Linked DNA regions of Homo sapiens: all the other regions are linked to region 3. The links are chromatin loops, found by intact Hi-C in ENCODE. Cell type or tissue: Caco-2. All regions are shown on one strand. Each heading gives the region's core, and the rest is flanking DNA. Links, peaks and the distances in the headings are about the cores only.

Region 1 (6,101 bases), core at 593-5,592, 62 kb after region 3:
CCTTCTCTTACAAGAAGGCTCAGCAAGATCTGGCATATAAGCCACTTTACAGCTGGGAGGAAGCCAAGAAGAATGTACCTGAGTCTGTTAGAACCGTGGAGTGGGTTTCCCTTGTGGACTGGCACAAGGAGACCGTGAAGTCCAAGACTCAGCGATTTAAGGATGACAGAGATGTGCATGTGGGTATTGTTAGGTGATGTCATCAAGCTCCATCCTCCTGGCTTCATACAGAAGGTGACAATGGCACAAGCCCAGGTCCTGTTGTCTCCCTTTCACACAATGCCCAACTTATTGTCTTCCTCATGTCATCAAAACCTGCCCATTCCCTGGCTCAACCAGGAGCTTTCTGTCCTAATCATATACCAGAGGAAATACAATGTGATTTGCTTTTTCCAAATCTCAGTGGCTCATTCTGAACAATTGTGGTCTCTCTCTCTTTTTTTTTTTTTCCTTTGAGACAGAGTCTGGCTCTGTCCCCCAGGCTGGAGTGCAGTGGCGCAATCTCTGCTCACTGCAAGCTCCGCCTCCCAGGTTCACACCATTCTCCTGCCTCAGCCCCCCCGAGCAGCTGGGACTACAGGCACCTGCCACCACGCCCAGCTAATTTTTTGTATTTTTAGTAGAGACGGGGTTTCACCGTGTTAGCCAGGATGGTATCAATCTCCTGACCTCGTGGTCTGCCTGCCTCGGCCTCCCAAAGTGCTGGGATTACAGGCGTGAGCCACCGCGCCCGGCTTGTGGTCTCTTTTAACTTGAGGGTCGCTTTTAACTACTAGAGCTCCATTTCTCCTCTTAAATGAGAAAGGATTTCATTTCTTTTCTTTTAAATCTCCTATTTCTTCACGCAGTTCAATGTAAAGAGCAATAAATGTTTTAATGCCTAACCTGGAGGGAGGCGTGGTTTCTGTTAATACATACTTTCCTTGTTCCTTTTCATTTCCAGGTATCACCATCTTTTACCTAGGAGAGTAGCATGGAGCTGGGGATGAGGGGTGGGCAGAGTAGTGGGAGGGTCAGGAAGGGCGATGAAGACTGAATAAGCTCTACTATGTTTCAGGCGTGTACAACATGACCTACATATGACATATATTCCCTCACTGAATACTCATCAGAAACCTATCACGAGGGGTGACTATTCCCATTTTACCGGTGAGGAAACTTGTTCACAGTCACACTAACTGATTAATGGCTAGGCCTTCTAAAAGGCAGTTGACCTTGAAAGTCCTTATCTTTCCACGGAATCACACAGCCTGAACTGGTCTTGTCAGTGGTACAGCAGAACACTGGAGCATGGGGTGCTGATACTTTGGAGGGCCCCAGCTTTTTTGGGTTACCTCTTTCTTGCCCAGTCGCACGCAGGGGATTCTCTAGAACCCAGGAGAATCCCTGAGGGGCATCTGAAAGAGATTGCACGCCTTTCCTAATGGCCCCGAGCAGGGCTGAAAGAAACAAAAACGCATTCAGCCTCTACCAGCTTCGGTGCCAATTTCCTAGAAGGTCTCTAGAACACTCCTGGCTATATGTGTGTTGGCCATTCTGATCATACATAACCCTGCATTTCACCCTTTCAAATCACACAATGAGCCACACCATGGGTTCCTGGGCAAGTAAAGAAAACAAGTGTGAACTTCTCCCAAAATATACCTTCTACTCAGCCCAAAATTAGAAGTCTATTATCCCACATCCCCAGATTTAACTGCCTCTCTCTCTCCTTTCTCCTCTTCTTTAAATCACATACTTTCTTCCTTTATTCTTCCATATCCTTAGGCTCTTTCTTCCCTCCATCTCCTCTTTAATCACTGGTTCTCTCATTCTTCTCAATTTCCCTGAAGAGAGGAGGCCAATCAAGACAAGTTTGGGGACTTCAGTGATGACACAGTCATTAACCAATCAATGAAAACACACTCAAAAGAAACACTGTCAGGGGCGTCAGGGACAGAGTTGAACTGAAGCAGGTGAGGAGGTTGCTATGGGTCCAGAGTGTGGAGATGGAAGCTGTCTCCCTCTGGACCTTTGTGTATCACAGCCATGATGAGAGTCACATCCAACATCAAAATGACTTCTTTCTTACACAGGAAATTTACAGATCATTAATCAGTTGAATTTGATTACCACAATGGAGTTAGTTTCAGTGTTCATTCTGAAGAGAAAAGGGAACCACATTCTGGCCCAGATGAACAGGTTTCCACCACCTTCAAAACCCCAAGGAACAGATGATCAGCACTAGCATCAGGGGCGAGTGGCTCCAGGCAGTGGGGTAAGGTGAAAAATGCAACACCCCTCCTTCCCCAGCCACCGCACAAAATGCAAGAGCCAGCATCTCTCCAGCTCTTGTAAGGCGTGCGCACGATCCATATGTTAATGCCAAGTACCACGGGAATCAACGGAGGGTGGTGGAATCAGGGACAAGAGCCCTTCCCCTGGTTTTTCAGCCTAGTGAAACCCTACACTTAGGAAACCACCAGGGCAATTTTCACAGGGAAATGAAGGAAAATGACAGATCTCCGACGGGCAGCGAGGGGAGTTCAAAGAAAGAGACGAGGGGGCCGGATGAGTCAACAGTCTCAACTGAACAAGCACAAACGCCTCGCAGTGTTGTGGCCAACAAAATTTGCCATCCCTTCTTACACCTGAGAGTGCCAAGCAGGTAAAGCTCCTGCACCAAGCCCCGCTGCACCTCACGTGGTGCACCACACGGGGGCAGCAAAGGCTAAGAGGGAAGAACAAGGAAGCCTGACCTGGCCGGGATTTTTGGGTCCTTTTTCTCCACCTGGGTGGCTCTGCAGGGTACCTGACAAAGGATTGAATAAAAGCACAGGCAAATGCTCAACCACCGGCTTAAGGGCTAGGTGTATATGAGTACTGAGAATGGAGCTGAGCCGAAGTCACTGGGAAAAGCCACAGGAGCCAGTGGGGCTTGAATGAGGCCTTGAATTCCTCAGTCCAGGCAGTGGGCACAGACCGAGCAGTGGTGCAGAGGAGGATGGAGGGGCATGAGGAGGCCCCTCGCCTTCTGGAAAGCATGTACAGAGGGCAGATGAGAGAGCTCGGGTGCCAGACTAAGCCACAGACTAGACAGGCAGGTTCCAAGGGCCAGGATGGGCCAGAGCCTGTGATGGACTGGTGAGAACCGGCAGGAAAGTGACCATTATGATGTGAAATCCCGTGATTTCTAAATATTAGTGACTAACTCTAAATTTGAAAAAGCAGTGTGAAGATCTGCTCCAGGAGAGGGATGTGTGGGCTAGTGTTCCAACTGTATGTGCAATAATTTATATCTTAAAAAGTGGGTGGCGAGGTGTCAGCAGCAAATCTATTCATTCTTGGCGATAAGTCCCAAATATACATTATTATATCATACTCTCAGCTTTCCTGTATGTTTAACATAGGTTATAATTTTTTAATAAATTAAATTTGGTGGGGAACAAATATGCAAACTAAGAAAACACACTCACAGCCTGGCCCCAGGATTAAGGCCTCCGATTTTCCACTTCTGCTCCCAGTCTAGTGGTCCAGTGCGGGAGATAAAATAGGAGACGTGTTAGGTGCAGTGCACAGTAAATGTGAAGAGTGCCATAAGAAAGGAAAATGCTTCCGGGAGATCCATTCCCATAGGGGATTCATGGAGTCCTTGCATTTGGGCTAAATATCAGAAGATGGGTAGGATTTCAACAGACAGGAATGTGAGGGAAAGTATTCCAGGTGGAGACAATGGAGTCTGCAAAGACCCAGGTGGGAAAGGGGTCACTTTTAGGGAACAATGAGACCAGACCAGAGAGCACCACGCCAAGGCAGAAATGGAAGATACACCTGGAAAGACATGATGGGCACACACAGGATCACCCGGGGCCACCCCTGGAGACGACCTGCCTGCTTCCTTCACTGACCTCAGAGTAGGAGTTCTGTGTCCCCATTAAAGACGACTTGGGCTGGGCACAGTGGTTCACGCCTGTAATCCCAGCACCTTGGGAGGCTGAGGCAGATGGATCACCTGAGGTCAGGGGTTCGAGACCAGCCTGGCCAACATGGCGAAAGCCCGTCTCTACTAAAAATACAAAAAATTAGCCAGGCAAGGTGTTGGCGCCTGTAATCCCAGCTACTTGGGAGTCTGAGGCAGGAGAATTGCTTGAATCCAGGAGGCTGAGGTTTCAGTGAGCCAAGACTGCACTATTGTACTCCAGCCTGGGTAACAGAGTGAGACTCTGTCTCAAAAAAAAAAAAAAAAAAAAAAAAAAAGACAACTTGACATTCAATTACTCCACACATACAACATGCCTCATGTTCTCTCAAAAATTGGAATCTATGGGAAAAGAATGTCTCCTCTAGCTATGAATATTGATGGTGATGCTAAAAGCTGGGACATCATTCACTCTGCAATGGGAATTGTTCAGCTGTCCCTGGAAGATTACCTTGGCAGCACGTTGTAGGATGGACTGAAAGAGATGAAGAGGATACTTGAAGAATCTAGGTAAGAAACGAAGGCCTGATTTATGGGTTGGTAACAAAACAGAATACAGGGGCAACTGCGGCAGGCCTGAGATAGAATGGCCGCTAGTTTAGACAGGACTGGGTATTGGCACAGAATTCCCAAGCACACACTTTCTCAAGCCAGAAACCTGGATGGCAGCCCCCCACTCCGCCCACCTATCATTCAGCGCTACCAACTTTACCTCCACAACACCTCTTGAATGTGTCATCTTCCTCCCTGGTAACATCATTCCTACTCGTACCCCCAACAGGCCTCCTTGTCTTGGAGAGTCACCCATGAAACCTATCCTCAGCAGTGTTGCCAGAGTTCTCTCCAAACTAGTCTCACCATGTCACGCCCTTTCTTAAAACCAACCACGAGGGGGAGCCCCAGGACTGTCAGGGTGAGCCTGTGAGCCTTAGCATAACAGAGGGCCTCTGAAGACCTGAGCCCTGCCTGACACTCCAGACTAATTCTCATCAATCCCTGCCCTATCCCCAGATTCTCCTACTTTGTGCCTCAACAACTTTCCAAACTCAGCGCTTCCTGCATGCAGCATGCTTTTACATCTACCCAGGCCAGTGCACTGCGTTCCTTCGGCTTAGAGGGTGCCAAGCTCTCCTGCCAGTGCATCCTTCCCAGCTCCTTATTCACCATCCAAAGCATCTCTTTTTACAGCCTCCATGCTTTGTGCATAGTACCACTGCCATTAATTTTTCATTTATATATCCTGTTCCCCACCCCTATACTGCCGTGTCCAAAGGACAGTAACTCACCATGTCATCTCTCTGTCCCCAGTGACTGACACAAAATAGACACATGGGCTGATGGATGGAAGGATGAAACACAAGCAAACTCAACTGCTAGGATGGAGACAGGAGGGATGGAGAGTCAGGGAGCAGAATGCTTTGAGTGACAAAGCAAGAAAGAATGCAAAGATGAATTTTCACGGTGTTGATGAACCTGAAGAAGCTGGATCATCATGATGAGAGATGGGAAAGAGATAAGCCACATAGTGGGTATGGTGCTGAGAATGAACTCATTTGTGTGATATGAAGAGTGAGTGGGGTTGTGAGAGGCCCATGAGCAGGGAAAGGGAAAGGCTGATGAAGGCGAAGCCCAGCTGCCAAGGTTATAAAGGGACTGGGAATTAGATCCAAAACCTGAAATGGTGCAAGGCCCAGAGCATTTTTATACTACAAAAAAAGGAAAAGCTGCTTTTGAAAATTGAATTCAGAAGAGAATCTCCCACTCTTAGTTGACTCAAGTGAGGACCACGCAACCTCTCTGTCTACATGTGCTTCTTAAGACATCAAGGGACTCTGGTGGAAATTTGAGGGGCGTTCTTTTTCTTTATCTTGGCCCAAGATCCCACCCAATGGTAATGAGCAGGGAATGGGGTCGGTGATCTGAGGCATGAAAGAGGTTCATTATGAGGAAGTGGAGAGGGAAGGCTGGATGAAAAGAAAGTGGCTTAGCCACTCTGTCCCCAAAGGCAGGGAGCACTGAGGTCAGTTGCAGACTCCAAAACAGTCAGTAATCTGTTCTGGAAACCTGAAGTTCCTTATTGAACAGCGCAATCTTTCCTCAAGACATGGAAGAACCAGCACTGATGCAGTCAGCCCTTCTTCCA
Region 2 (6,101 bases), core at 454-5,453, 110 kb after region 3:
TGATAACCAGCTGAGAAAGTATAGGGAAGAAAGGAATGGGTGGGCAGGGCTAAAGGTAACAGTAGAGCAAAGCAGAGGTACTGGGTTCTCTAGAAGGTGGCAGATATTGTTATCAAAGAGAGTTTACCCAAGAGACCCTGAGACATTGCATTAGCAGACCAGGACACATGACTGTTTCTTAATTCTATCTCCAGTTTAGAACTACATGTCAGGTAGAGTTGACAGAAGCCAAAGAAAAAGAACAAAACAAAACAAACAAAAAAACCCTAAAGTTAGAGAAGGAACCACATGTCTGCTATAAGTAGTGTTTAGAGAGCAGGGAAAGAGATGAAATTTGTTTTCCTGCTTCTCACGTCTCATTAAAATATAGATGCTGTAGGTAGGGTATTCATCATCCCCTTCTTTGGTAAGCCCTCAGATTGCAATGGGCCACCTTGTAGTAGTGTTGTTTGATGACACAGTCAGGAAGGATGGTTAATGCACAGCAGTAGGTGGACAGAGTTCAGTTGGTCTTAAATATTTAGATCTGGTGCCCATCTAGGGATGGTGCTATGGAAAAATAATAGCTGGTAATTATTAAGAGTGTAATATATTCCAGAGACTGAACTAAAAGTCTTAAGGGTATTTCCTCATTTGCTTCTCCCATCAACCCAATTAGGCAGTTATTACTTTCTTTATTGTACATATGAGGACACTGAAGCTTAGAGAGGTTCAGTAACTTGCCCAAGGTACACAGCCAATAAATAGCAGAGATTTTCCAACCCAGGCCTGCCTCCAGATCTCATGGTGGAAATCACTTTGCTGTCCTAGGAAAGGCACTGTTAGCTCACATGGCTGAAAGGAAAGCTAATGCTACATTTTTTTTTTTTACCCTGCAGGTTAAAGAGTTAAAAATAGAGGTGAGATGCTTATTTCCTTACACTTTTTCCTGCATTTTTCTTCATTTCATCACGCATTATACCCCACATCCAGGTGCTGGTCTTGTGCTTTCGGTTACATGTTGAGTTGTGTGGAAGGGCAAGCCAGGTTTATTTCAATGGAAGAGTGTTCATTCATCAAATTGACCTACCATTATACAACACCAATGCAGATGACACACTCTACCAGGGTGTGGAGAGGAGTGTGCACAGTCCTCACACTCAGGAAATTTACAGCCTCCTTTGGAAGATAAGACATGCCTGTAAAAAGATAATCGAAGGCAGCATATGATCAGCACTAAACCACCAGGAAGAATAACTGCTCTTCATGTCAGAAGAGGGAGAGAGAGCACTTCTCAGCGGGTGGTCAAGGTAGGATTCCTGGAAGAAGGCCGGTTCTGAAAACTGAGAGAGCTGTTTATTTTTGGGTAGTGGAATCATGAAATGAATCACAGAGAGAGGAAGTGAAAGGTGTGTTTGGGAACAGCAACAGCACCAGGTTGACTTTAGCTAGGCCCACTAGGGGAGGAGTAGGAGATGGGGCAGGAAAGTCAAGCTGAAATTGGATTGTGCAGATCCTTGAAAACAATGCACAGCAGTTTGAATTCATTAAAATAAATAAGATTCAACGTAAAACACCAGGCCTACATAGGCACTTAATAAACTGGGGAGGTTTGTGTGCAACAATAGCAGAAAGAGTGAGAGCTTTGGAAATAAGGTCAGCCTGAGTCAAATTCTAGCTCTGCCATTTATTAGCAGTGTGACTTTGGGCTACTTAATTTCTCTGAGTTTCAGTTTATTCATCCCTAAAATGTAAATACTTCCCATCTCACACAGCTATAGAGCAGGGATCAGCAAACCTTTTCTGTAATGAGCCAGATTGTAAAGATTTTAGTCTATGGACCATGCAGTCTCTGCCATTGTATGGTGAAAGCACATTGACAATACGTCAACAAAAATTAGCAAGCCTGTGTTCCAATAAGACTTTATTTACAAAAAGTCAGCTAGCTGAATTTGATCTTTGGGCCACAGTTTACCAATCTCTGTTACAGAAGATTAAATTAAACATCTATAAAACACCTAGCACAAAATAGATTTTCCATAAGCATTCCAACCTTTGACAATTTCTTTTGTCCCCTCATGAAGTGGCTTCTATCTCCATTCCCACACTCTGTTGTAGTTGAGACTTATGCATGTATTATCACTTGTTTGTCTGTGGTGCGGCCATAATATTGCCCCATAAAAATGGATTTCAAAACTGACAGAGTTTTTGAGGTTCTTAAGAGGATTATTTGCTAAAGGCATACAGAAAAAGGACCTTTGCTAGTCATAATCTTAAGTGAGAACCATGTCCAATTTCTGGGCTGAGGGGATATGAGGCAACGTGCTCTGTTCCATCCCTTCACTTAAGGCTATAAGAAAAAAGCACTGAACTCCACACACTGAATTTGGAATGAAAGGGAGCCCCCTCATGGAGGTTTACGAAACACAGTTGAATTCTGTTTCACTACTCCAACTAGGATTAACCAAGATGAATTTAACTTGTGAGCAGTTGGAAAGAGTTAACTTACTCTTTCCAAGCCTCTCATGCTACCTCTCTCTCTCTCTCTCTCTTTTTTTTTTTTTTTTTTTTTTTTTTTTTTGGAGACAGGGTCTCATTCTGTCCTCCAGGATGAAGTGCAATGGCATGATCATGGCTCACTGCAGCCTTGAACTCCTGGGCTCAATTGATCCTCCTGCCTCAGCCTCCTGAGTAGCTGGGACTACAGGTGTGCACCACTATGCCTAGATAAATTTTTATTTTTAGTAGAGACGAAGTCTCGCTGTGTTGCCCAGGCTGGTCTCCAACTCCTGACCTCAAGCATCCTTCCATCTTGGCCTCCCAAAGTGTTAGGATTATAGGCATGAGCCACCATGCCTGGTTGTGTTACCTCATTTGGTCAACAACTGCATTGTGAGATAATTTTGCTCCTGAGGAAATTGAAAAAGAAGTAGTTACAAATTGGGCCAAGTCTGCACTTCATAAGTCAAAGCAATTTAGAGAGAGCAGGCTAGGTGTTGGAGGTGGGACACAGTGGAGAAGGCTTACCAGGGCCAATAGTGGGATGCTTTGCCAGGCCCCACAATTTTATGTAGGACCTGTTGTCAACACCATATCACGCTGAAATACAGTAAGATATCATCAGCCTTTCTCACTGAAGCCTCTCCCACTGCAAAAGAGTTGTAACTGAGCTTGCTAAGCTCTAGGCACAGCAGCCCTCCAGCTGGTAAGCCAAGCTAGCCAACAGGATGACCTTCATGGCTCTTTACCAACAACATCGTCCTTTAGAGTCACAGGACACTCATTTGCAACTGGCTCTTCTTCATCCCCTCTCCCCCCGCCAATAAATCACCTCCTTAGTTGCTGAATGAGGCTTGTTGGCTGTGGGACCACATCCCTGGGCTCTGCATTGCAGCAAGTATACACAGTCACCCAGGAGCCCTCTGTCATCGCCTGCGAATACTAGAAGCATGAGAATAAGAAGTAAGCCCGACCATGTTGAGGAAGGGGAAACTAGCTTTTGTTCCACAGAGTGAAACCTCAATAAATTGGCCATCTGATTCCTCCTTGAACTGTATAAATAATAGAATTTGTAAGGTAAATTAAGAGCACCAAGACTGTAGTAGGAAGTATTCTATTAGCTTAAGAAAACAGACAGATCTGAAGCAAACCCAAGTACAACTCCTAAGGAGTCTTGTTCCTTAAAGCAGTAGTTCTCAAACTCAGCCTCTACTTATTCTGTAAACCATAATTTTTTTAACTGAATTTGAATCAAATAATGGCATTTCTCCAGGGAAAAAAAAGTTAATGGGAAAATTTTCTCAGTTCTATCTATAATTGTTTACCATTTACTTATACTAAATCTAGTGTGAGCACTAATATATTCTTTTAGTGAACATTTAACATAGCAGTATTTTATCAAATTTTTATTTTGTTTTATTTTTGGTGAAGAGCACTTTCACCTCAGCCTATTTTTCACCTGAACATGTTTAAGGACCATTAAGATCAACACTACTCACAGAGTGTTATCTAAGAACAACGGGCTAGCTAGTATTTCATTATTCTTCTGCTTTAATGACAAAACAAATTTCCAACTTGAATGCAATTTTACTGGATCAATCTCTTATTTACTTCACTCTGCAGCCCATTAGAATGAGAATTTTCTCTCCTTGGTTGACACCCATTCTAAAGAATTGGGCTCTCTCCTTGATGGATCTCCAGGATATTCAGTGTCCAGTTGCCTCCCTCTGTTGCTGATCTCTGATAATCCTTATCATAGGGCTGACTTCCCTGTGAGCCTTGTCTTTATGTAAGGACCTAACTGGAAAGCCAGAAGACAAGAACTGGCTAGAAATGTTAGATGTGTTGGCTAAATATGTTGACCAGGAAGAATTAGGTTTGCCACATTTAGGTTAGAATCTTCAACTGATTGTGGGTCCAAGTTCATTTTTTTTTTTTTTTCTAATTCTCAGTTTCTTAATTTGCTTGTCCAGGCCTTACCAATAGACTTGCATGTGGACATGAGCAACACTGTTCCTGAAGGTCCTGTGTGTGCTCTGGGCACATAAGCCTCCTAACTGCCATGGAGATTTGGGAAAAATGAAGTAGATGTCCAGCTGTCTCTGGTGGGGCCCATTCTGGGACCCAGAAACCAGATTAGTAGGGTGACCAATCATCCTGATTTGCTTGGGACTGAGGGGCTCGTGGGACTTTGAGTTCCAAAACTGGTAAAGTCCTGGATACAAGAGGCTCAGGTGATGTATTTGCTGGTTAGAAAGGACTAGAGCCTTGTCTGTAATTGAGGTTCAGAGGTCTACTGAGCTATCTAAAGAACTGGAGAACCCTGAAGGATGCAGGACACTAGGGACTCTCAACTGGTCCCCCGAGAGCAGATGACCAGGAATAAAGAAATGTATCTAGAGCAGGTCAACTGAGCAGTAGCGTCTGGAGTCAGAGGAGCAGGAGCTCCAGGCATAATGCCCAGTGGTACTTGCTACCCTTCCATGCAGTCCCCCTTTGGTCCCAGGCTACCTGTGAGCTCTGGGAGGGTAAGGCAGTGGTAGAAATGCTAGAATTGTATCTAAGAGCTCACATGGCAGAGCTGAGGGAGTCCTCTCTGAAAGAACTGGACATGTGGATATACTGGCCAGAGAGAAGAGGGCACGGGAGACTGGGAGAGAGAAAGAGATGTCAAGAGAAGGACAGCAGTGGCAAGGCCAGCACGGGAAATGATGAAAGTAACAGTGGACAACAGAGGAGATGGTCCACAGAGCCCCTGATTATACATGACGAAGAGATCACCAAAAACTGATGGTTCCCCAAAATTATGTATTTTCTGGGAATTCTCAGATATAGCTGGAGAATTGAACACTGAAAAAATAAAAGCCTACTGATCAGCAGTTATGGGCAGCATGAAGGATTGAGATTTGGATTATTATTGCAAATATGATCCTGGGCTATAATTACATAAAACTGCCTAGTAAACATACAGACTATAATTACATTAAACCATTTTATGTAAATTTTCTATTGAAGTAAAAGTACATAGAGAAAAGCACACTAATCACAGGTGCACGGCTCGCTGAATTTTCCCAAAGAGAACATACCCATGTACCCAAAATCTAGATGAAGAAACAGAACATGAATATCATCCCAGAGGCCCACCTAATGCCCTTCCCAGTCACTGCCCCCTCCCAAGGGTAACAAGTATCCTGATTTATAACACCATACACTAGTTGTTGTATTTGTCTGTTTTTCAATTTTATATAAATGGCAACATATATAACTCCTTCATTTGCCTTTTTTCACTCAACATTGTGAGATTCATTTTTATTGTTACATGAGATTGTAGTTTATTTTTTGTTATTGTTGTATGGAATCCCATTATGAAAATACCACTATCTATTTATCCATTCTACTTCTGTTGAACATTTGTGTTATTTCTAGTTCGAGGCTTTTTTGAATAGTGCTGCCATGGACTTTCTACTATGTGAAATTTGGTAACTATATGGTGCATTTCTGCTAGGCATATACCTAAGAGTGGAAATGCTATGTCATAGGGCCTATGTATGCTCAGCTTTGGAAGATACTGCCTAACAGTTTTCTGAAGTGGTCATACAATTTATATTGCCCCAATAATGTTT
Region 3 (6,101 bases), core at 459-5,458:
GGCCAATAAAGACAAGTTTGGGGACTTCAGTGATGACATAGTCATTAATCAACCAAAGAAGCAACGGTCAAAAGAAACACTTTCAGGGGCATTAGGGACAGAGTTGAACTGAAGCGGGTGAGGAGGTTGCTGTGGGTCCAGAGTGTGGGAAGGGAAGCTGTCTCCCTCTGGACCTGGGTATATCACAGCCATGATGAGGGTCACACTCAACATCAAGATGGCTTCTTTCTTACACAGAAAATTTACAGATGATTAACCTCAAAGCACCAAGGGACAGGTGATCAGCACCAGCATCAGGGTGGAATGGCCCTAGGCAGTGGGGTAAAGTGAAAAATGGAACACCCCTCTTGCCCCATCCACTGAACAAAATGCAAGAGCCAGCACCTCTCCAGCTCTTGTAAGGCATGCCCACCATCCATATGTTTATGACAAATAGCATGGGAAGGATAGGAGGGTGGTGGAATCTGGGACAAGAGCCTTTCCCCCTGGTTTTTCAGCCTAGTGAAACCCCACTCCTATTGACCAATGAGGGCAATGTTCACAGAGAAGTGATGGGAAAGATTATACCTCCAATGGGCAGTGAGGGGTGATCACAGAAAGAGAGGAAGAAATTGGATGGGCCAGCAGTCTCAACTGGACAAGCACAAAGGCCTCGGAGTGTTGTGGCCAACAAAATGTGCCATCCCTTCTTACAACTGTGGGTGCCAGGCAGGCAGAGCTCCTGCACCAAGCAAGCCTCGCTGAACCTCACGCCATGCACCACACGGAGGCAGCAAGTCTCGGAGGGAAGAGCAAGGAAGCCTGACCCAGTGGGGATTTTTGGGTCCCTTTCCTCCATCTAGGTGGCTCTGCAGGGTACCTGGCAAGGGAATGAATGAAAACACAGGTAAGTTCTCAGCCACCGGCTTAAGGGCTAGGTGTATATGAATACAGACAATGGAGCTGAGCTGGTCACTGGGAAAAGCCACAGGAACCAGCGGGACTTAAATGAGGCCTTGAATTCCTGGGTCCAGACAGGGGGCACAGCATGGGCAGTGGTGCAGAGGAAGACGAGGGGCATAAGGAGGCCTCCCGTCTGCTGGGAAGCATGTATGGAGGGCAGATGAGGAGCTCAGGTACTTGACAAAAGTTTCCACCACCTGAGAGCCAGGCTCTGAGGGCCAGGATGGGGCTGGGAACCCGTGATGGCCTGCTGAGAACTGGCAGGAAAGTAGCCAGAGGCCAACTTTTATGTGAAATCTCTTGATTTCTAAATATTAGCAACTAACTCTAAATTTTAAAAAACAGCTCAAAGACCTGCTCCAAGAGAGGAATGCGTGGGCTAGTATTCAAAATGTATGTGTAATATTTTATTTCTTAAAAAGTAGGTGGTGAGATGTCAGCAGCAAATCTGTTCATTCTTGGTGAAAAGTCCCAAATATACATTATTATATCGTATTGTCACCTTTTCTGTATATTTAACATAGGTTATAATTTTTTAATAAATTAAATTTGGTGGGGAAAAAACATGCAAACTAACAAAACACATTCACAGGCTGGACCCAGGATTAAGAGCTCTGATTTTCCATTTCTGCTCCCAATCTAGTGGTCCAGTGGGGGAGATAAAATACAAGACATGTTAGGTGCTGTGCATAGTAAATATGCAGAGTGCCATAGAAAGGAAAATGCTTCTGAAGGATCCATTCCCACAGGGGACTCATGGGGTCCTTGCATTTTGGCTGGATATCAAAAGATGGGTAGGATTTCAACAGACAGGAATGTGAGTGAAATTATTCCAGGCAGAGGCAATGCAGTCTGCAAAGACCCAGGTGAGAAAGGGGTCCATTTTAAGCAGCAATGAGACCAGACCAGAAAGCCCAAGGCCAGGGGAGACATGGAAGATACACCTGAAAAAAATGATGGGCACAGGCAGGATCACCTGGGGTCATCCCTGGAGACACCGTGCCTGCTTCCTTCATTGCCCTCAGAGTAGGAATTCTGTGCCCCACACCCCCTTAAAGAAGACTTGACATTCAATTACTTCACATATAACATGGCTCATCTTCTCTCAAAAATTGGACTCTACAGGAAACGAATGTCTCCTTTAGCAATGAATATTGATGGTGATGCTAAAAGCTGGGACATCATTCACTCTGCAATGGGCATTGTTCAGCTGTCCCTGGAAGATTACCTTGGCAGCATGTTGTAGGATGGACTGAAAGAGATGAAGAGGATACTTGAAGAATTTAGGTAAGAAATGAAGGCCTGATTTATGTGTTGGTAACAAAACAGACTACAGGGGCAACTGCGGCAGGCCTGAGACAGAATGGCCGCTAGTTTAGACAGGACTGGGTGTGGGCACAGAATTCCCAAGCACACACTTTCTCAAGCCAGAAACCTGGATGGCAGCCCCCCACTCCGCCCACCTATCATTCAGTGCTACGAACTTTACCTCCACAACACCTCTTGAATATGTCGTCTTCCTCCCTGGTAACATCATTCCTACTCGTACCCCCAACAGGCCTCCTTGTCTTGGAGAATCACCCATGAAACCTATCCTCAGCAGTGTTGCCAGAGTTCTCTCCAAACTAGTCTCACCATGTCACTCCCTTCCTTAAAACCAACCAATAGGGGGAGCCCCAGGACTGTCAGGACGAGCCTGAGAGCCTTAGCAGAACATAGAGGGCCTCTGAAGCCCTGGGCCCTGCCTGACACTCCAGACTAATTCTCACCAATCCCTGCCCTGTCCCCAGATTCTCCTACTTTGTGCCTCAACAATTTTCCAAACTCAGCGCTTCCTGCATGCAGCATGCTTTTATATCCACCCAGGCCGGTGCATGGTGTTCCTTCCGCTTAAAGGGTGCCCAGCTCTCCTGCCAGCACATCCTTCCCAGCTCCTTATTTACTATCCAATATGTCTCATTTTACAGCCTCTGTGTCTTGTGCATATCGAGTTGCACTCTCACTGATTTTTCATTTATATATCCTGTTCCGCACCCCTACACTGCCGTGTCTTGAGGACAGTAACTCACCATGTCATCTCTCTGTCCCCAGTGACTGACACAAAATAGACACATGGGCTGATGGAGGGATGGATGGATGGAAGGATGAAACACAAGTAAACTCATCTGTTAGAATGGAGAGAGGAAGGGATAGACAGTCAGGGAGCAGAATGCTTTGAATGACAAAGTAAGAAAGAATTCACAGATGACTTTTCAAGGTGTCCATGAACCTGAAGAAGCTAGATCATCATAAAGAGATCCAGGAGAAAGAGAAGGCGCACGGAGTGTATGGAGCTGAGAATGAACTCATTTGTGTGATATGAAGAGTGAGTGGGGTTGTGAGAGGCCTACAAGCAGGGAAATGGAAAGGCTGATGAAAGTGAAGCCCAGCTGCCAAGGTTATAAAGGGACTGGGAATTAAATCCAAAACCTGAAATGGCACAAGGCCCAGAGCATTTTTATACTATAAGAAAAAGAAAATTTGTTTTAAAAATTAAATTCAGAAGAGAATCTCACACTCTTAGGCAACTCAAGTGAGGATCACTCAACATCTCTGGCTACATGTTCTTCTTGAGACATCAAGAGACTCTGGTGGCAATTTGGAGGGATTTTTTTTCCTTTTTTTTTTTTTTTTTTTAATCATGGACCAAGATGCCACCCAAGTCTAATGAGCAGGGAATGGAGTCGGTGATCTGAGGCATGAAATAGGTTCATTATGAGGAAGTGAAGGGGGAAGGCTAGATGAACAGAAGAAAGTGGCTTGGCCACTCTGTCCCCAAAAGCAGGGGGCACTGGGGTCAGTTGCAGACTCCAAAACAGTCAGTAATCTGTTCTGGAAACCTGAAGCTCCCTATTGAACAGCGGACTCTTTCCTCAAGAAATGGAAGAACCAGCACTAGCAAAGTCAGCCATTCTTCCTAAACAGATACTGGTGACAGAGGTGTGGGCATGAGGTGGGCTGTGGGACTATTGTCATCCTAGCATGAACCCTGGCCACTGAGGTAGGAATACCCTTCTCATGAGCCCAGACCTAACTCCTTCCTGCATCAGCTGGAGTCTGTCAAATCCCTGGTGTAGCCCTGAGCAGAGCAGTTCCATGGGCACATGGCCTGTGCCATCACCCAGGCCCTGTGCTTGGCTTAAGGGGCTGCCATGGGACCCCACATTTCATTTTGCACTGATCCCTGTAAAATATGCAGGCAGTCTTGATTATGAGAACTTCTTTCAGCAGCAGGCAAAACACCTGTTGCCTGACCTATGGTGGGTAAATGGAAAAGGCTCCCTGGTTCTTCCAGGGCAGATCAATGTCCTTGTGGAGTTCAGATTTTAGAGCTAAAGAAAGCTTCCTCAGGCATGGAGGGGCACACCTATAGCCCCAGCTACTAGGAGACTGAGGCAGGAGGATCACTTGAATCCAGGAGTTCAAGGCCAGACAAGACCTCATCTCTAAAATTTTTATTAAATTGAAGTTAAAGAAGGATCTAGAGACCTTTACTCCAGCTTTTAACTGTGGGCTCCTTTCCTTATTTCATTTTACCAATGAGGAAACCGAGGCCTGGGAAGCAAGATGACTTTCCCAATGTTCACCTAGACCACCATCTGTAATAGTGACCTAGGATTTGCTACCTTTAAGATGAAAAGGGGGGTGAAGGCATAGAACTAGAAGGTTGCCCTACCAACATATTTATGAAGGGATTTAAAAAAACTGGGATGGGAGACATTTGAAAGAGGGCAGAGGGCAGGTTTAACCAGAAGTCAGCTAGCTAAGCCATTTGTCTGGCCCATACAGCCCAACCTCCCATGGGAACAACAGCTTGAGGAACGTGGGTGCTCCACGAACGGAGACAGGCAGATGTTTCATGATACAGAAATAAAAGTAGCTGGCTGTGAGAGGGACTAAGGAAAGGGGGAGAGGAGGGCAAAAAGAAACAAGTATTCTTTCATTTTAGAAACAGAATATTTCTACAAATGAGAGTGAGGGGTGCAAATCTTGAGTTCTCATTTCAATTTTGCCATCGAAGTTAAGCAAATCTCTTCACCTTCCTGGGTCTGTTTACCTTCCTGAGAAATGAAGGTTATGGCTCATTTCTAAGGTCTGTTGCCAGTGACATTGGGCTGTAAAAAAGTAAGTTGATTTGCATCCTCTGACACCTGCACACTTCTGCAGCTAAACTTCATAATAACACAAGCCTCCATGTGCTTATTTGTTTGCGTGAAGCTGAAGGCGCTTGAGAAAGTGGTTTCCCAGCACTTCCCTGGCTCTAGTGGCACCTGGCACCTCACTGGGAAAGGGGCATCATACCTCTCATAGGGTTGTCAAGGATCAAGAAGTGGGGCCAAAAAGTGTGGCCGATGCCCTCCCTCCCTGATATCTGCTGACCACTGAACTGCAAAACTTAGTGATGACTTAAATAAGGACTTTTGTCTTTACATTAAAATGTGGATGTTTCCCAAGTAGGTTTTAAAATTCTTAGAAAATCACTAGACACAAAAGTGGGCAGAGCCAATAGAGATAGTGCCTACTGAAGAGGAATCAGAAACCCAGAAAAGTCATGCCTTGCTCAAGTCCACTGCCAGTTAATGCCAAAGCTCTGCCCTGCACACTCCACGCACAGCACACCCTCAAAGGAGAGGCAGAACTAGTTCCTTCTTTCTTCCTGTTCTCAGGAAAGGGAGGCCATGCCTTCTCACTTCCTCATCACCCTGCCCCAGGAGCTGGAAATCCCAGAGGACACAGGCCACATGCACAGCAACTGCCTCTCTCCTCCTTCTAGGCTCCCAGGAGCTATGACACAAGACTTTAGGACACCCCTCAGCAGCCCCTTCTCTGCAGCACTGAGCACAACCACCTGGTAACCACCTTGCTTCCTAACATTCACACAAGCCCCTGAATCTTACAAGAGCCTTCGTGTTTGTCATTTGGTTTGATTTCCCCACACCTCATACCTGCATCTTTCCACTGCACAGATGAGAGCAAGATCAAGAATACCTATAGGGCTTGGTCTAGGCTGCAGCAACACTCAGCAGTGGCTGTGTCAGTCCAGTGAATCTCAGGCTATGAAGTCATGTCTGTGATTTCTACCAACTCTATTAACTTCAACACAGAAATCGGCAGAGCTA
Region 4 (6,101 bases), core at 360-5,359, 180 kb before region 3:
CCTCCGCCACCCTGGCTGAGAGTGTGTGTCAATAAACCTTCTTGGATAAACTAATGAGTAAATCTGACAGAGGGTTTAAATTATACTATGACAGAAATACTCAAATCCTGAAGCAGCTTTCCACTTCCAGAGCCTCAGATGAAATCACACATGTCATCAACAGGAGGAATAATGAACATGGAGCTGCCTTTATTAACAATCTAGTCTATACAAGGCACTGTTCTAGAAATTTCAAAGGGGCCATACTGCTTAGTCCTCATGGCAGCCCTATGGGATGGATGTTAATATTCTCCTTTAACAAATAAATTTTGCACAGAACCGTGGTGAGCCAGTAGTAGAGCTGAGATTTCAGCCTATGTTTGCCAAGTGCCAAAGCTTATAATATAGTCTGTCTTCTCTACTCCACTGACTCCCTCAGTCATTAGTTCCTTGGGCACAGTTGATCGGTGGAAAGCAATGGCCTTCAGAAACACAGTCTGGGTAGTTGCCGTAGACAGAGAAGCCAGGAGGAAGGCAAAGAGAGAAAAAACTGCACTCCATAGCTGGGCTCTTCCATCCCCAACTGCTCTGCCTTTTCTCCTCTCTCTCCTGCTACAACCCAGTGATTGCCACTGTGAGATATAGGTACACCTGCAAGACCTGAAGTCACTAGTGGACAGAGTAGACGTCAGAGCCTGTTTTGGAGCTTTGTGTGAATTCTGATGTCTGTTTTGCACATTCTATCCTTGTTGAGCAGATGAAGAGGCAGGTGCAGTGATCTCACAGTGTCACATAGAACTCCTTTCCCAATGGCCTGGATTTTGTGGGAATTGACCAAGCTCATTTTATGCAACTCTCTGACCATTCAGAACAGAGACTTAAATGTCTCCCCCATACCAGTAACACTCCATACTGGCTCAAAGACATTGGAAACAAGTCAGAAGGATTCCAGGTCAGGCTTTGCCATTTCTGTTGCATTAGCTTGGATACTCACGTGAATTATCCGAGCTTTAATGTTTTTATCTATAACATGGGGCTCATACATACACTCTCTGATTGCCCACTGGATTGTTGTAAGCACCAAATGGAATAACGTATAGAAGAGTGCTCTGTAGACTGTTAAGACAGATTTAAACATAAGAAGTTATTTTTTAGTGATTGGCTGAATAATTAAGATTTTTTTTAACTTTCTGATTGAGTTATGATTTTTTGAGGGAAGAAAGCAAAGTTGCATATGTCCATGACATTTTAATCCTCTAAGGTCCGTGCCAACTCTGTCATTCCATAAACCACACTTGGCTGTGCCCATTTTCTTCTTTCTATAGTGCTTAAGAGCCAGGCCACTGGAATCGTGACACATTACTAGATATGTAATATTGAACAAAGTATTTTAACCTCTTGAACTTCAGGTTTCTCACCCGTGAAATGGGGATGATAATATTTGTGTTGAACATTTCCACAAGGATTAAAACAGTCATGCATGTAAAGCAATTTACACAGTGCATGGTACATCATGGAGTACTTGAAAAATGGTTGCAATATTATTGTCGTTATTATTATTCATATTAAGGAACCATCATGCTGCCTCCAGGGCTCTTTGCATAATCAAATTATTCCACTGTTTGAAAGAATAAGAAAGTCCTTATCTTTCAAAACACTATATAAACATTTGGATCAATGTCTCCCAGTATGCCCTAAACTATGTTCAACGCTCTATGGACAGCACACAGTTTACAATATGGCTGGGTTCCAAAACTCTACTTGGAGGGCATTTGTTTGAAACTCAGAACAGATTTTCCCACAAAAGAATGCTATTAAAATAGCGGTTGGATTCCCAGGTGACTGAAAATACCCACTTGATACACAAAATAGCAGAAGATCTGGCATATTTGCAATGCAAATTACTGTAAAGCAATGTTATTGTATTGCTGGTCATTAACCAAAACTGAAAACTAAGAAAACTGTGTAATAAATCATTTTTAAAAATTTCTTGTATATGCAACTGATGAAGAAAAGTAGGCTTAATTAGAGGAAGAGATAATTCAGTGGAAATGTAAGTAAGAAATGTTAAGATGCCTTTGAGGGTATTTTCAAAGGTTTTTGAAGTTCTTTGCTAGGTCTAATGCGACTTCAAAATTGTTTCACTTTGTTCTTCTTGACATAAGGGACTACATAGCACAATTATTTTTGGTTTGCAAATGAAAAAGGAAATGAGATGGGAGAGATTAGGAAAAGAGAAGAAGGCGTGAGAAAGATTTCCCTGAGAAAGGCACTCAATAGTTTGGAGAAATCGAGAAAGGAGGAAGAGGCACATCTGTGTAGTAAAACGGATTTCAATTACCTGGTCTGAGAACAGGAAAAACAGCTGGTGTGACAGGCCGTACCTCTTGTAAAAGGGAATAGTGACAAGACTGGTCAAGTAGTTATCCACTGAAACCATAAGGTGGTGCCACGGGACCAGAAAAGTTCTTGAAAAGAAAGACCTCCAGGCTGGGGAGGAGGAGCAAAGGCAGGCTTGAGCACCCAGCTGTTTGTTGTTGGCAAATATGTCTAAATATTGTGCTGGTTCCCTGTTCTATACTTTATTGCCATGAAGTAAATGCTGAACTAGAATGTTCATATGACCTCATCTAAACAGCTCCCTGTGTTTATGGGCAAAGAAAGCACAGAATATGAGTACTTGAAGGACCTCAGCTCAGCTTTTAATTTCAGGTGGCTTCAAATCTATCATGGATTAAGCTGAAATACACAAAAATGTATATTTTCTCAAATGAGGAAACTGAGACTTGGAGCGAAGACATGTAGCCTGCCACTGTTCAAATAAGTGTTAGTAGCTATCTCTCTTGAAGCAGCCTGCCTCTCAGGCTGCCACACACACCACTCCACTGACTGGATGAAGCAAAAGTTTATTCCGTATTCCAACTTCAAGTGGAGCTCCTTTTACTGGCATGGCTAAGCAGGGTCAGAAGGAGTAGAGGTGAAGGTGGAATGATAAAATCTAGTGTAGATGAGTTGAGTCTCTAGAAATCTTGGGTCTGTGCTGAGAAGCTAATTCTCATGTAAGGAGAAGCTAATTCTAAGTTATATTGCCAGGCTATCCAGAAGCAATTTCAAGAGTCATATCGTATTTCAGAAAGAACCCTAAATGCAGAGACAGAAGACCTGAGTTCATTTATTAGCTGTGCTGCCAAACTTGTGCACATCTCTCTGTCTCTCTAGGGTCCTTCTTGGCTCCATCAAGCAAGTTATTCTCATAGTCTTCCAATCCTCAATAGGCAGGATGTGTGGGAGGCAGGACAATGGTAGGTAATTGCCTAATTAGGTCACAATAACTTCAGAGTGAGCATGTCCTTAACATAAACATGCCCCACCACGGCAAATCTCAAAAACTCTTTCAATCCGTGACACACAAAGCTCCTAGAGTAAAGCAAAGATATGAGTCACTCCCTATCATGACTAAAGAAGCCACTCTGAAGAACTCAAGCATCATACTCCTCATGGTAGAACATGCTTACAGGTTGAGAAGGGAATTTTCATTAGTAGAAACAAAAAAAGGCTAATGAGAGTGGTTGAGGAGTGGCAGCCTAAAAAGGAGAGATTATTATATAAATCAGAATAAAACAAACAAAAAAAGGGCCATTATGGTTCAGAAGGCTCCTGCATCCTTGATTCACAATGTGTGAGAGCTCAGGGAAGAAGCCAGAGCTGATTCTGGGCTGACAGGCACCAGGAATTAATCCTTGCCAGATCTGAACTGGACTGGCTTCTTTTCCCCTCACTCCCATACAAATGCCATCCTTGATTCCTCAGATCACTGCAATGTTAGAAACACTCAGTTCCCTTTTTACTCTGAGGGCTGACCTGCTGTTCCTGGGCATCCAAATTCTTCCCCCTGCCCTCTCTTCCCCATGCTGGGGGCTCATCTGCCTCAGTCACAGGAGCATTTTCCAGTGCCATTGATTCATGTCTTCCCTGAACCCAACACTGCCATCTGCACATGGCTCTCCTAGTCTCCATCAGCTCTGGGACCCTTCTCCTCTCCCATCACCTCTTTCATTCTCAGGGTCTCCTCTAGCTTCAGCCTCTCCCCTGACAGTGCTGTTGTTGACAATGCCATGGTGATGGCTATACCCTTTGTATCCACTATCCTTGAGGGGAAGACTGATTACAGCATTTTCAGCCAACTTTGAACAGTCTAATCTCTCAAACTAGGCCCGTAAAATGTAGCCTTGATATTATCTGACATTCCATTGGGAAACTTGGCATAAGTTCCTAAAGAACTAGGCCAGAGGTTCTGGAAGGACACCATCCTATAGCACCAAGCAAGTGTACCTTAAAGTGAGTCATCAGAGGCTGACTTTTCTCCCCCGTTGTATCTCCACAGCCTACCCTGCAATTTTCACGCTGAGATTTCCCACAGACTGTGTAGGGGGTTTCCATACAAATATAAGCTGTGATAACCCTGAGTTCCTAAAGCAACACCAACATGAATCATATGAATCATACAAAATCTTCAAAGGAAGACAACTTTTTATCTGTCTGGTGTTAAATCAGATTGCAATATTAAAGAAAACCACGTCTTCCTTGAAAAGCCTGCCAGCTTCTCTACTTCCTTCCTCCTTCCCTCAGTCAGGAGAGTTTGAACTTCAGATTGTTAGCAACAGGTACTCCTGAATGTCCTTGCCCTCAGATTTCCTCCTCTTTGTCACTGGTCTGCTAATTTTACCTCACTGTTTTATCAGACAAAAAGCCTAAAGAGGTTCAAGGAGCTAAAATGAGCTAAAATTTCTAGAACAATAGCTGGCAATTGGTCAATTTGCTATTTTATTCTTTTCTCCTCTGTCTCTTCTTCTTGGGCAGTAGGAATAAAAAAGGAAAAAAGAAAAAACATTGAAATGGAGACAAAATAAAATGGGAATACAAGAAGACAAAATAAAGTGGGAATACAAGAAAACCATTAGATTACTTGAATCTTCCCTTTAATTTCTGGTGGCTTCAAGGCTGGTAGGGATCAAATTGAAAGAAAGTATATACAAATATATTGTGCTAAGTTCTTCACTTCCAAATTTAGGAAAAGCTTTGAACAAGGAAGGTATCCTTTTCTTTAATTATAAACCTTATATTAAACCTCTAACCAAAATAATAGACTACTAAGATTTACATATATTATATTAAAAATATATAATTGTATTTTTCAACCTACAAAATTATCTCGAGTTCAATATGGCAAGTCATTTATGAGAACCAACTATTGTGTTCTTTACCTGAAATTGAAAATGAGAATGTCTATCTTTAGAAGCTACCAGGACACATGAGTTCAGAACCATCTCTCATAATAACTTACTACCTGATTGTATTAGTCCATTTTCATAGTGCTATGAAGAAATACCTGAGACTGGGTAACTTATAAAGAAAAAAAGGTTTAATGGACTCCCAGTTCCACATAGCTGAAGGGGCCTCACAATTATGGCAGAAGGCAAAGGAGGAGCAAAGGCAAGTCTTACATGGTGGCAGGCAAGAGAGTGTGTGCAGGGGAACTGCCCTTTATAAGACCATCGGATCTCATGAGACTTTTTCACTATCATGAGAACAGCATGGTGAAACCCGCTCCCCCATGATTCAATTACCTCCCACCAGGACCCTCCTATGACATGTGGGGATTATGGGAGCTAAAATTCAAGATGAGGTTTGGTTGGGGACACAGCCAAACCATATCACTCCACTCCTGGCCCCTCACAAATCTCATGTCCTCACATTTCAAAACCAATCATGCCTTCCCAACAGTTCCTCAAAGTCATAACTAATTTCAGCATTAACTCAAAAATTCACAGTCCAAAGTCTCATCTGAGACAAGGCAAGTCCCTTCTACCTATGAGCCTGTAAAATCAAAAGCAAGTTAGTTACTTCCTAGATACAATGGGGATACAGGCATTGGGTAAATACCGCCATTCCAAATGGGAGAAATTAGACAAATCAAAGGTGCTACGGCCCCATGCAAGTCTAAAATCCAGCAGAGCAGTCAAATCTTAAAGCTCCAAAATGATCTTTTTGACTCCATATCTCACATCCAGGTCACACTGATGCAAGAGGTGGGTTCCCATGGTCTTGGGCAGCTCTGCCTC
Region 5 (6,101 bases), core at 307-5,306, 130 kb after region 3:
TTTCCGATCTGGATGCATTTTGTTTTATTTTCTTGCCTACTTGCCCTTCCAGCACACTACTGAATAGAAGTGGTGAGAGCAGACATTCTTGTCTTATTCCTGAAAGAGGAAGTACTTGCTTTAGTCATAAAGCTATAATAGCTAAAACAATAATTGTGGTTCTGGCATAAGAAAAGATAGGCAAATCAATGAAATAAAAAGAATAGCTCAGAAGCAGATACTAAAACAGAGAAGTTAAAATATCATGAGGGAAGCGCTACAAATCAGTGGTGGAAGGTTGAACTACTGGATAAATTGTGGCTCTAAAAAACTAGTTGGATGTTTTGGGGAAAAATCAATTAAGGGATTCACATGATACATCAATATACAATTTTAATGGATAAGAATTAAATATAGAGAAACACATCACACCATTAGTAAATATAAAATATAAAAGCAACGCCTGGATGAAAATCAAATCTCCAGATAAGAAAGAACATTTCGAAATGGCTTTCCAAATTTTTAAGTTATCATGTTTTTTGACTCGGCAATTTAACTAAAAGAATGCAAACATCATCTTTATGGATCTCAGACAATTGACTAGCTTTCTCATTGCTACATTTGCGGATGGTAGAAAGTCAATACATACTTATGAATTTAAAAAAAAGTTGTACAAAAACTTAAAGGTGTACGTTCAGGAAGGATGTCATAGCGGTGCCATTTGCGTGAGTCAGTAGCCAACAGTCACCCTATGCCTTGAGATTTAAATGAAGTTCACCTGGGAATCCTAACCCTGTCAGATGTACATTGCCCTCCCTGTGATTTCTGTGAGTTATGGCAGTTTTATTTTCTCACAGTTCTTTCTATCTTGCTCAGAGCTCTGGTTCTGTCTCAAGCCCACTTGCATCTCACCTCTTTTAGCCTGTCTTGTCTTTTTGACTTGAACCAATGTACATGTGAAATTCAATACCCTTTCCTTACCTATCTTTTCAAGATAAAACAAGACAAAGCAGAACAACAAAAACACCTCCCAAGCCATCTGAATGTGGATTTTTTACAACCACACAAACTGACTCATTCAAAAATTAATATTAGACTTTCTCATACATAAAGGCCCTTTGTCCTCTTGTCCTCTTTCCCATGAAGAATTTCTCACTGGCCACATTTCTCCATGGGCTCTGGTATCCTGCTTGTCACTTGACCTTCTCTCTCCACCTCAAGCATTTCCTGACATTTTATCAGTTCTGTGTTTTCAGGATTTGCTTTCCCATGGACTATTTAGAGACAGTCAAAATACCCAAGGGGAATAAAATCAAGCTTTTAAAGAATTAAAATAAGTTTTATTCACAGTCCTTACTGAGGACTATAGACTGAGGCCCATAGCCCAGGAGGAGTCTTTCAGAGAGGTCTGTCGGACTCCTCTAAAGCAGTGTTTCAGCCCATTGGTAGGTAGGTGGTGGAGGTTAAGTATATGCAAAATCACATCTATGTTTGGGTGCAAGAGTACATTTGATTACAGTTTACTAAAGCACATTTGGTTATAGGTAGTAGAAGCATAGTGACTAAGCCCATGAGATGTTATCGTGTGTAAGAAAAGGCAAGGGCTAGCTAGGGTCAATTAACTTTTAAGAAATATAGTGACTCAGACAAGAGGCATGGGGGATGTGCTCTATCCTGTTTTGTCAAAGTATCTTTCTGGAGAGCTGCAGGCCTCACAATCAGGGGCTTTGTAAAATTACCCTGGCAAGCAGAAACAGGCAAACACCGCTCCTTCCGTTTGTTTGCTACTTTGTCTCTCGGTATGCAGAACAATTCTGCTTTCTAACCCTCTCCATTCCTGGACCTTCTTTGCATGTCTAAAGCTTTGATAACATCTAGACTACTGGAGGGACCATTAATTTGGCCTCAAGCTTTAACAGTACAGAAAATGGGTGGAGGTTTCCACATTTCAGACTTCCTTTTCTCTTTTACCCACCAAGATTTACAAGTAAAAGGAAGCAATATGGATACTTGTTTTCCCTCTGCTATGAAATATGCCTTTCTTCTTCCCTTACAAGTGGCTACAGACAGTTTGGGTTTTAAATATTTTTTTTCACCAAGCTACATTTGTAAAAGTAAGAAAATTAAAAATGATCCAAATGATCATCCATAGAAGATACCAGGTTAAATAAATCATGATACAATAGACTGAAGGATGTAATCGGTCCAGATGTTCTGAAATGGAAAGATGACCAAAATCTATTGTTAAGATACAACAACAACAACAAAAATGTAAGTTGAAAAGCCAGTTGCCCGAACGTATGTGTAATATGAAACCATTTGGCAATGTCTGGATGCATTATTGGTTGTCACAACTAGGCGGTGGTGGTGGTGGTGGTGAGGCTACTACTGGCCTCTAGTGGGCAGAGGCCAGGGTTGCTGCTTATCATTCTACAATCCACAGGGCAGCTTTCCAAAGAATTTGCTGGCCGCAAATACCAACAGGTCTGAGATTAAGAAACCCTGTTCTAGATGAATATACACCAAACTTTCAACAGTGGATATCTCCAAGAGTTGAATTATAGAGGAATTATACTTTTTCTAAATTTTTAATCTATTCGCATTTCTTGTAACGAGCTTATTATATTCAGAAAAAAATGTGAAAAGCTATAAACAGTTGGAAGAGCTTGCACATAAAAAAATAAATATTTCTAATCAAATTACACAGAAGATGAGCAGATAGGGAGAGAGCAGTGCCACAGAATCTAGGACAGGAGAGACCTCCCTTCCCAAGGACACCCAGTTGGGAGGGAACTCAGGTAAGAATCAGCCCTTCATTCAAATGGAGGAATTTCCTCCCGAGAGCACATCTCACCAATAGCCAGTTCTTTCCTAGTCTCACGGGGCGGTGCTCTGTCTTCGGAGATTACGGGTGGTCGAAGGGGAGGGAGGCCGGGTGTGGAAGCTTGTGTTCCTCCCTGTCTGAACATGATACCCAGAATCCAGGGGTTTGGAGAATGTAACTGTTAGGTGCTTAATAGAACATAAAAGTACACGTGAAATAGAAGTCATAGTGCTATTTATTCTTCCACGGGGCAAATTTCCCTTTTTAATTTTTCTCTAGTTGTTTTGTTACACTGGAATCTCTTGAGCGCCATCTGGTGGACAGATTTCCATCACCCAATCAGATGGTCAGCCTTCCCCACAAACATTTTAGTCACACTATGCCTCTGTCCGGCAGGATCATGTCTTGTCTTCAATGCCCCAGCACTTTGTGCAGTTGACACATTATAGGTAACCAGAGTCTGTTTGTTGAAGTAGTAAACATTGGTCCATTAGAAGCTGGGAGTGAATATTGAAGTCAGGTATGAATTGGCATTGGGAAGAAGGAGCTGAAAAGCAGGAATAAGCTGTCCTGATTGTGAAGGGTGAGTGCAATGCCGGACTGAGAAATAAAACTAACTCCAGGCCAAAGAGCGTTGGAGATTCCCAACAGGCTCCCCAAGGACACACAGGGAGCCCAGTAGAATTTTCCTGGAGCCTACTGAATTTCTGCTAGGAGTGGACTCGGCCCTCTGCCCAAATGAGGTGCCATGAGGTACACAAAGGCTCTAATATGTAATTTGACACTTCCCTGGGTAAAACAGAAAGTACACTGGCCAGACCCCAAAGTAAACTTACGTACTTCCTCTTTACCCCTTTTTTTCTGCTTTAAAAAATCTCAGCGATTCTTTCCTGCCTTTCTTTTTTTTTTTTTTTTTGAGACGGGGTCTCGCTCTGTCACTCAGGCTGCAGTGCAGTGATGCGATCTCGGCTCACTGCAAGCTCCACCTCCCGAGTTCACACCATTCTCCTGCCTCAGCCTCCCGAGTAGCTGGGACTACAGGCGCCCGCCACCACGCCCGGCTAATTTTTTATATTTTTAGTAGAGACGGGGTTTCACTGTGTTAGCTAGGATGGTCTTGATCTCCTGACCTTGTGATCCGCCCGCCTCGGCCTCCCAGAGTGCTGGGATTACAGGCGTGAGCCACTGCGCCCGGCCTCTTTCCTGTCTTTCAGCTCTGCTCCTCTCAATTCCCCAATAACACAATCCCTAGTCTCCTAAGAGTGGGCCCCAGGATAGTCTGCAAACTCATCACCTTCTAAGGGGGACTGCTGTCACTGAGTGGTCCCAAGTGGGCACTAGAGGCCAGTGTTGCAATGTTTTCAGTCTTTTCAAAAGAAATAGAAATCTTTATTATCTTGTGAAATCCCTTAGTTTGGAGCCAATATTGGCTCCAATTACTTTTGAAACACTCCATGGGCCAAAAAGCACTTGTGTTTATGGCCAACAATTAGTAACCCATCAAAGAGGCTCTCTGGACTGAGTGTAGTGGCTAATGCCTGTAATCCCAGCACCTTGGGAGGCCAAAGTAGGAGGATCACTTGAGCCCAGGACTTGGAGACCAGCCTGAGCAACATAGCAAGACCCCGTCTCTACAAAATTTAAAAAATTAGCTGAGTGTAGTGGCGTGGGTCTGCGGTCCCAGCTACTTGGGAGGCTGAAGTGAGAGGATTGCTTAACCCAGAAGGTTGGGGCTTCAATGAGCCATATTCTTGGCACTGCACTCCAGTGTAAGTGATAGAATGAGACTCTGTCTCAAGAATAAAAAAATTAAAAAATTAAAAAAAGAAGATTTCTAAGCTTCTTCCCAACGTTTCTGACACACTGTGACTCTAACCTCTGCCCACATTTCTACATGGCTAATTTTTAAATAAGGTCAACTGCTGATCCTAGGTCAGCAAGAACCACAAGGTCAGGAGTGTTCTTTCTTCGAAGTTTCAGGTTAATCAGTTTCTGTTTAGGAAAAAGAACAAGACTTCTCTTTAGGTAAGGTATCTACCAGAGCAGCCCCCACTCCCACCCGAAAGTCACCTGAATACAGCTATTTCCTGTGCCTCTTTCTGCTACAAATCTCTGCAGCATGTTTTGTTTTATGCATCAAAACTAGATCGACCTCTGCATTCTGATCATTCCCCCACGGTGTTGTCTTTTTCCAAACTTTCTGTTTTCATTAACTTAAAGTCTATGATGCTATCAAACTGATTAAGCTCATTCCAACCAAGCACCACATGCTGAAGCTAGTGAATCACATTGCCAGTTGGGCTTTAAAAAGAACAGGTTTGAATGTACATCCTAATGTATTATATACTATATTGTGAATATGGATTGTGTTGAAGCTATAATTATGAGGGATTTAATACATTGGGGTCTACATTCAACCCCGATGTACACATACTTATATATATGTAAAATGTTTAGCCCATTAACTTTGCCTTGCTGACAGTTGTGGGAAAGTTTCTAGAGTTGTCAGTCACAAGGTCTTGTGAGAATCTGATCTAAGCAACTCAGCCTTCCCTCAAGAAAAAAGCACTCATAAGCAAACAATTTCCCAAAGTCTGTGCATAGACCCTTAGGCATACCTGAACCCCAGGTAAGAACTCCTGCTGTATCAGTGAGGGGCAAGGCAACTGCTCAGAGCCTGTAGGTCTCATTTAATTTGAAGGTGGCTGGTTGACCCTAAGCTCTTTCTCAGTACATCACGCCTTCCAGTAGAACTGAACCAAAACTCTAAGACACCCTGTTTATGCTCCCTTGGGAATTTAGGGCCCTTACCATGTATAGCTTCTCTGGGGTGGTTTCTGATGCTCATCAATTCTCTGACATCAACTGGGTATGTTACCAGTGGAAGATATCCTGGTTATCGGTGGCAAATTCATATGTGTCTGCAGCAACCTCAATTCTTGCCTCCTCAGAAGAAAGAATTCAACTGAGGGGCATAAGGCAGAAAAAAGACTGAGGCAAGTTTCATTGTAGGAGTGGAAGTTTATTAAAAAGCTTTAGAGCAGGAAAGGAAAGTGCTTTCGGAAGGGACGCAAGTGGGCACTGAGAAGGTCAAGTGCCTGGTTTAACCATCATCCTAGGACTTTATAGGCTGGCAAACTCTGGCGTCTTGCGCCCCCTTTCCATGATTCTTCCCTTAGGGTGTGTTGCCTGCATGCACAGTGCCCTCCTTACCCTTGGGAATTGAGCACATGCAGTGTGTTTAGGAAGTTGTATGCATGCCCATCTGAGACTTTCTTCCCTTTTCTGGTGGAGTGCC

What was found. Hi-C counts contacts between places; a loop is a spot of excess contacts. Peaks named below come from ENCODE experiments on the same cell type or tissue, not always from the same donor. Only the 100,000 strongest peaks of a DNase experiment are listed, where the experiment ranks them.
Region 1: a loop joins it to region 3, with 10 times the contacts of the local background. A loop is called at or near these places in 14 of 110 quality-filtered maps.
Region 2: a loop joins it to region 3, with 4 times the contacts of the local background. A loop is called at or near these places in 16 of 110 quality-filtered maps.
Region 4: a loop joins it to region 3, with 3 times the contacts of the local background. A loop is called at or near these places in 4 of 110 quality-filtered maps.
Region 5: it touches region 3 in a loop (12-fold over the local background); 16 of 110 quality-filtered maps call a loop at or near these places.

What each region holds. Positions count from the first base shown.
Region 1 is chr1:119,609,099-119,615,199 of GRCh38, forward strand. It overlaps the pseudogene HSD3BP5. Among named protein-coding and RNA genes, the nearest start is that of LINC00622, 13 kb to the left of the region's middle. In Caco-2, for the core only: CTCF peaks have their summits at 2,680 (motif pointing right) and 4,824 (motif pointing right); DNase peaks (open chromatin) are centred at 2,723 and 4,853.
Region 2 is chr1:119,660,980-119,667,080 of GRCh38, forward strand. The region is part of intron 1 of LOC124904390 (a long non-coding RNA gene); the gene reads left to right. Among named protein-coding and RNA genes, the nearest start is that of ZNF697, 16 kb to the left of the region's middle. RefSeq lists an enhancer at 1,469-1,518. In Caco-2, for the core only: CTCF peaks have their summits at 2,363 and 2,620; no DNase peak of the experiment used is centred there.
Region 3 is chr1:119,547,209-119,553,309 of GRCh38, forward strand. No RefSeq gene overlaps it. Among named protein-coding and RNA genes, the nearest start is that of HSD3B1, 43 kb to the left of the region's middle. RefSeq lists an enhancer at 2,478-2,772. In Caco-2, for the core only: no CTCF peak of the experiment used is centred there; a DNase peak (open chromatin) is centred at 2,623.
Region 4 is chr1:119,370,282-119,376,382 of GRCh38, forward strand. All of the region lies in intron 1 of HAO2 (hydroxyacid oxidase 2), which reads left to right. It overlaps HAO2-IT1 (HAO2 intronic transcript 1), which reads left to right. Exons shown (of 2, transcript NR_046780.1): 2 at 1-50. Among named protein-coding and RNA genes, the nearest start is that of HAO2-IT1, 4.4 kb to the left of the region's middle. In Caco-2, for the core only: a CTCF peak has its summit at 2,404; a DNase peak (open chromatin) is centred at 2,430.
Region 5 is chr1:119,672,625-119,678,725 of GRCh38, forward strand. No RefSeq gene overlaps it. Among named protein-coding and RNA genes, the nearest start is that of ZNF697, 27 kb to the left of the region's middle. RefSeq lists an enhancer at 3,002-3,503. In Caco-2, for the core only: a CTCF peak has its summit at 3,078 (motif pointing left); DNase peaks (open chromatin) are centred at 2,867 and 3,137; H3K4me3 peaks cover 273 bases.